Linked DNA regions of Mus musculus: region 1 is linked to region 2. A link is a contact called in ENCODE POLR2A ChIA-PET data. All regions are on one chromosome and are shown on one strand. Each heading gives the region's core, a stretch centred on a gene start or an enhancer-like site at or near the end of the contact. The rest is flanking DNA. Distances are from core to core; before and after follow the strand shown.

Region 1 (2,701 bases), core at 128-2,627, 280 kb after region 2:
TGCTCGATCTGCTACATGGATGCTGAAATTTGAATTTCAATCTTTATGTTTTCACAATAAGTGCTTTCAGCTGCTGAGTCATTTTTTTCAGCCTTCCCGTCACCACACTTAAACTACATTGTTTATCTGACCTGCAAAATCAAGATTGAAGACATAATAAAATAGTCAAACTGCTTAAGCAGCTCGTTTATAATTGGTGCGATAATGAAACAATCCCATGTTTCCCTTCTTTTTTCTCCTTCCTTCTTTTCTCCCTCCCTCCTTCCCTCCCTCTCTCCTTTCTTTCCTTTCTTCTTTCCTCTCTTCCTCCCTCCTTCCATCCCTTTCTTCCAGCCTCTCTCCCTTCCTTCCTTCTTTCCTTCCTTGAGGCAGGGTCTCCCTTTGGGCTTCTGGCTAGTCTGGAATTTGAAACATAGGCCAGGCTGGTCTTTCTGCTTCTGCTTCTTGGTTTCTGGGACACAGACTTGATGCTATTTTCCATTTGTTTTGTGACCTGCTCCTGGCTCTAGTTCTCTTCAGCCTTTCTAGCTTATAAATCCAAACCCTTCAGCTGGGCTCATGGGACTCTCGCTCCACTTTTATGAAGAGAAGGTTGGCCTGGTTCACTAATTGCGAAGCAATTAACATCCTTAAACTAAAGCTGTCTTTTATCATTTTGCAAGGCATATATATATGGACAGCACTGGGGCACAGGGGAAGGCGTATTCCCTGGGAATGCATATGACATCGCTATAGAACCCCTAAGAAAGGTGTGGGTGAGGATTGAGGGCAGCTGATGCGCATGGTGGACGGTGCATTCTGGCCATTGTCTGCTAAGTTCAATAAGCCTCTAACTAAGGTCAGCTGCTGCTTTCCTAATCACCCTAAATGGGAGTCACAGGAGAGGGGCGTGTCTGTCCATGGGCAGAAATCAGAAGAAACTGGTTCTCAGGAGTAGTTGCTGACCGCGTGGGCTGTGGGTCCTTCCCTATGCCCCGGTGCAACAAGGGCTGAAGACTCTCGGTGCCAGAGGTGGTGGCCTCAGGACTGACTAGCCTCACCTGCATACTGGGGAGGGATGGGGGCAGATCCATCAACGTCTTTTACCCTTGAAAAGGTGGAAGAAATGCGCAAGCGCAGGCGGGGACCTTACAGGTCCTCAGCGCCAGCCTGCCCCGGTGTTTCATGCTCACACAGGGTTGCCGTAGCGGGTCCCGGAGCTCTCGGGAGGTTGGGGGTGGGGGGGTGGGGGGTGGCGTAGGTCCCCAGCGGGAGAGCTAGACTAGCCGCGGGGCCGCGCGCCAGTCCTCCCACGCGCGTGCACGCCCCTTCCGTTTGTCTCCACACGCGCGCGCACGCCCCTCTGTCCATCTTCCCGCGCGTGCACGCCCCTCCTCCAGGCCGTCTCCCCGCGCGTGCGTCGCGGTCCTTGCTCAGAAAGGCACGCGCCTTGCCTTTAACGCGAGCCGAGGACGAGCGGCCCGCATGGAGAGCGAGCGGCGGCCGCTGCGGGCCTGGCCGGGCTGGGGCTGAGGCCGAGCCAGCCGCGGGGTTCCGCAGCCGGGGCCGGAGCCCATCATGCGGCGGCTGCGGCGCTTGGTGCACCTAGTGCTCCTCTGCCCCTTCTCCAAGGGCCTGCAGGTAAGCCGCAGCCGGCCAGGTGCTACCACACGGGGAGGGGCAGGGCGTGGGATGGCGAGGGTCGATGGGTGCACGCGGGTGCACCGGAGTCCTTTCTAACCTTCGCAACTTAAAAAAAAAATTCTGGAATAGCAAACTTGGCCAGCCCCTGGCCAGTTCTTGAGACAGCTGGAAACAGGGGCTGTGGTGACCTTGGGCCAGTGGAGGGCCAGCTCCTGTCTGCAGAAGAGGCCCCTCCCCTCATGCTTTGAGGTGATGGAGTCAGGCCTCTGGGCTCCAGCCGCTGGTTGCCACGGTCCTTAGAGCCTACAGGAAGGAGCCAGCCCTCACCAGTCTAGCCAAGGTCTCTCTGAAGGGCCGTCCTGAGGATGCTGGAGGATGCCTTTGTCCTGGGGCCTGGCCTCCCTTAGACTGTTTTACATAAAGGATGAGGACTGAAGCCTGTTGGATGCAGAGCTCTTCCAGGCCCAGATGCCCTTGTCTGCCCTCTTCCAGAGGCAGTAGCTTGTGCTGTGATCCATGCTCAGGCCTAGGTTGGGTTCGTGACCTGAGGTGTATGGGGGACCCTTCTTGTGCCAGGAGATGGGGTGTACCCATACCCCTAGCCCTGAAGCTAGGCCCTGACTCAGCAATGTGTGGACCCAGGAGTGGCAGGAGAGGGGTTTGGGCCAGTTCCCAGTGGGGCTGGTTCAGAGAGAGCCACTGGCTGAGCCCTTCCTGCCCCAAGCCTCAGTTTCCTGCGTGGGAAACACTAGGGCACCTGCCACCTGGCCCGGGTTTCCTGGGCAGGGAGTTTGCTGTGCAGTTACTATCCCTGTAATGACCTTCCCACCTTCCATGTGACTTTTCTGGAGCTGGACTGTTCAGCCTCGAAAATTATGGGCCCAGGGCTTGCCAACTTGTTCCCCACTGAGTGGCAGAAATCTGTGCGAGCTTTTGAGTACCACTGTGGTGAGTCCCGCCCCGGGGTGAGCAAAGACTCAGGGATCCTGGAGAAGAGCTGCGTCAGACAGAGGCCAGGTAAACCATCAAAGCTTAGCCAAGGTAGTCTAGGGGAGCCACCTGTGCCAAGGTGGCTTGG
Region 2 (2,854 bases), core at 104-2,603:
CGTGGCCCTGCCTCTCACCAGGTAACACCCATCCCTGCATTTCAGTCTTGTCCCTACATATCAGAGCTGAGATTTCTCTGCAGTCCAGGTCTAAGAGGCGAACCCTAGAGACCCAAGGCCTGCACACTTATCACAGGCTATCTCCTCTGTGGCTCTGCCCTTACTCCTGCCACTGATCCCTCCTCATAGAACATTAAGAAGGCATCAGGCACAGCCTCCAAACTGACTCCTGGCCCTCCCCACTGCTCTCCCAAAAGTGGGAACACCACTGAAGGCTGCCCCAGTCCATAATCTGACACATACCCTTCCATCTGCCCTGAGTTGGCAGAGGACAAAAAGCCTCCACTAGAGATTGATAAGGCCCCTGGCGAGATCAGAGGTCAGGCAGTGACAGAGGTAGAGCCATAGAACTAGTTTGCCATATTTGGGGCCATTCATGGTTCATCTGAAGTTCAAATTCAACTGCTTCCAGGTCCACGTGGAAGCTGGGCTGTCCAGGTAGAGAGATCCAGGCAATGGATCCAGGCTCACACAGGGCCACAATCTTACTGTCTCCTACCCCTCCCAGCTGGCCTCACCTCTTCCCCTTCAGGTCAGAGAACCAGCTTAGGTTGTCTGCGATGATGTGGTGGTTCTGGCAACCAGGGCAAGTCACGATGACCACGCCCTGGTGATAGGCCAACTTTGAGATGCGCTTGGATGACCGAGTCCCACAGACCTAGCTGGGTTAGAGAGGTGGTCAGGCAAGGCATACACAGGAAAGTCTCTCCCAAGGTCTAACTCCATCCCGAGGGACAGCCTCAACCCTTTCTCTGATGATCCCACCTAGGCGACGGCGTCATTTCTAGACGCCTGTCTCCTGATAACCCAACCTAGAAGGCCCTGTGCCTCATTCCCACCCAGCCATTTGTAAAGACTCCGCCTCCTCCCTGGTCCGAAGGATACTTCCACGTTTCTGCCAGGACCCTACACCAACAGGAAACCAGCCAGCACCAGGTGTTGCCGACAGCGCCCACCTTGCAGGTGTAGACGAGTTGATAGTGGTCCGCTTCCACGCGCCCCAGCGCCGCCGCACGCCCTGATCCCGGCGCGGAGCTCGAGCTCCGCCAGCCCGAGGCCCAGCCCCAGGCCCAGCCCCGAAGTCTCTCCGCGGTCTTTAGGCGAGCCCCCAAATCCCAAAGCCGCCGCGGTCCGGAATCCCGGGTCCGCACACTACGAAGTAGTGTCGGCATGCGGCTCAGCGCTGTCCGCAACATCCCGCCTGCGAATCCTTAGCCACCTTTTCTTGCACCGCCCCGTGAAGCTGCGTCGACCATTTTGGTAACGGGCGCAGCGGCCGGAAGCGGCCCTCTTCGGCTTCCATCCGCCACCGGTGCACTGCTTTCTGTTGCCCCCTGGTGTCGCCCCGCTTGCATATCCAACCAACAGGCTCAGCTCGGTGATTATTTTATTTAGTTGCATTTTCTAATTCTAATACAGTAAAAAAAAAAAAAAAAAAAAAAAAACCGCAGCATCCTTTCACAATTCCACAGATGCTCAGCCTCGGCGCGGTTCGCTAGGAGCCCTCGGTGTCGGTGTTGTCGCTGCCTGTCGTATTCCCGCGATCCCCTTCTCCCTGCCGCCAGCTGTTCTGCATCTTGCGGAGCGCCCGCTTCCTGTGGGGCCCGCAGTGTGAGCAGGTAGGCACAGGTGTCCCACCCGCCAGCCGTCCTGCCCGCCGCCCCACACCTGCGGTAGTTCTCGAAGCTCTCCTTGAGGCGCCGCCGCTCCTTCTCCGGGGGCTCGCTGCTGCTGGGCCCCATGCCCTAGAGAAGGAACGGGGCCGGCAGCTGGACAACGGGGCGGGCAGCTGGACACCGTGGCCTTACCACGGCAGCCCTGGGACTCCAGCAGGTGTGGAGCATAGCTAGCTGGCCGTGGGGTCTGCTGGACTCCGAGATGACTGAGCGTGGGGTGACAACCCCTTTGTAGCCAGGTGAGTGGAAGACTTCTTTGCAGTGAACAGCAGTATGGGTGTCCTTACATTGTCCCCTCCCCTGTCCAACCACCCCACTATCCAAATGTTACATCCTACCCATACACTACCAAAGACCTTGTGATCCCCAGCTGTCCAGTGGCGTCACCCTCCTCCCCAGGATCAGCCATGTAGTAACCAGGGCTCTTGGGAACCCCAATCAGCCTTACATGGGTCAGTGAAAGATGCTCCTTGTTCAGAGCCATAAAGGGCTGCTCTGGGCTCTCCCTGTCTGCCAGTACACCTGAAAGGAAGATCTGTGCTTATGGGGGCCCCATCTGGTATGGCCACCTCCCTCTGCAAACAGCCCAACTAGCATTAGCCTAGGTCAGCCTTACGGGCTGGGACCTTTGCATGAGTCCAGTGGGGACTGCATTTCACAGAAACAGGCTGAGCCCTTGACTGCTACATCAACAGGGCTCCTACCATCAGTCACCCATACCGCCCAAGCTGACTGTCACCAAACACAAGGACAGATGGCTAGGAAAGACTCCAGGTCCCCATGATTATTTGCGAATGCATGCCCCAGTCCATGTCCCTTTTAGCTTGGCAACATTTTTGTGTCTAGTGGTTCCCATGGGTGGTGTGGGGGCAGCCTCAGTGGAGAGCTCAGGGCATCGGGGGCCTGGGTTAGTGCAAGTACACCATATTAATTAGAAGAATAATCATTCCAGGTAGCCAGAGCCAGCATGCCCCAGGTCCTGGGCAAACCAAGGCTCAAGCCTCTAGGTAGAAGATGTGCAGGGAAGGCTATGAACATCAAGAAACAATTATATCCAAGGAGGGCTCAGGGTGTGAGAACAACCCCGTCCCAGCAGCCCTGCCCCCTTCCCCTCTCAT

The links. ChIA-PET counts read pairs that join two places held with the same protein, here RNA polymerase II (POLR2A).
Region 1: POLR2A ChIA-PET joins it to region 2 with 14 read pairs in Patski. The contact joins the promoter of Dipk1b here to the promoter of Dnlz in region 2. POLR2A ChIA-PET finds 5 or more read pairs at or near these places in 2 of 5 experiments (Patski and embryonic stem cell).

The regions. Positions count from the first base shown.
Region 1 is chr2:26,627,080-26,629,780 of GRCm38, forward strand. It overlaps Dipk1b (divergent protein kinase domain 1B), which reads left to right and starts at 1,378. Exons shown (of 5, transcript NM_019833.3): 1 at 1,378-1,620. The coding sequence starts at 1,558.
Region 2 is chr2:26,350,757-26,353,610 of GRCm38, forward strand. Dnlz (DNL-type zinc finger) reads right to left here and starts at 1,354. Exons shown (of 3, transcript NM_026828.3): 1 at 1,017-1,354; 2 at 579-718. The coding sequence starts at 1,256. Card9 (caspase recruitment domain family, member 9) reads right to left here. Exons shown (of 13, transcript NM_001037747.3): 11 at 2,185-2,258; 12 at 1,729-1,805; 13 at 1,431-1,655. The coding sequence ends at 1,556.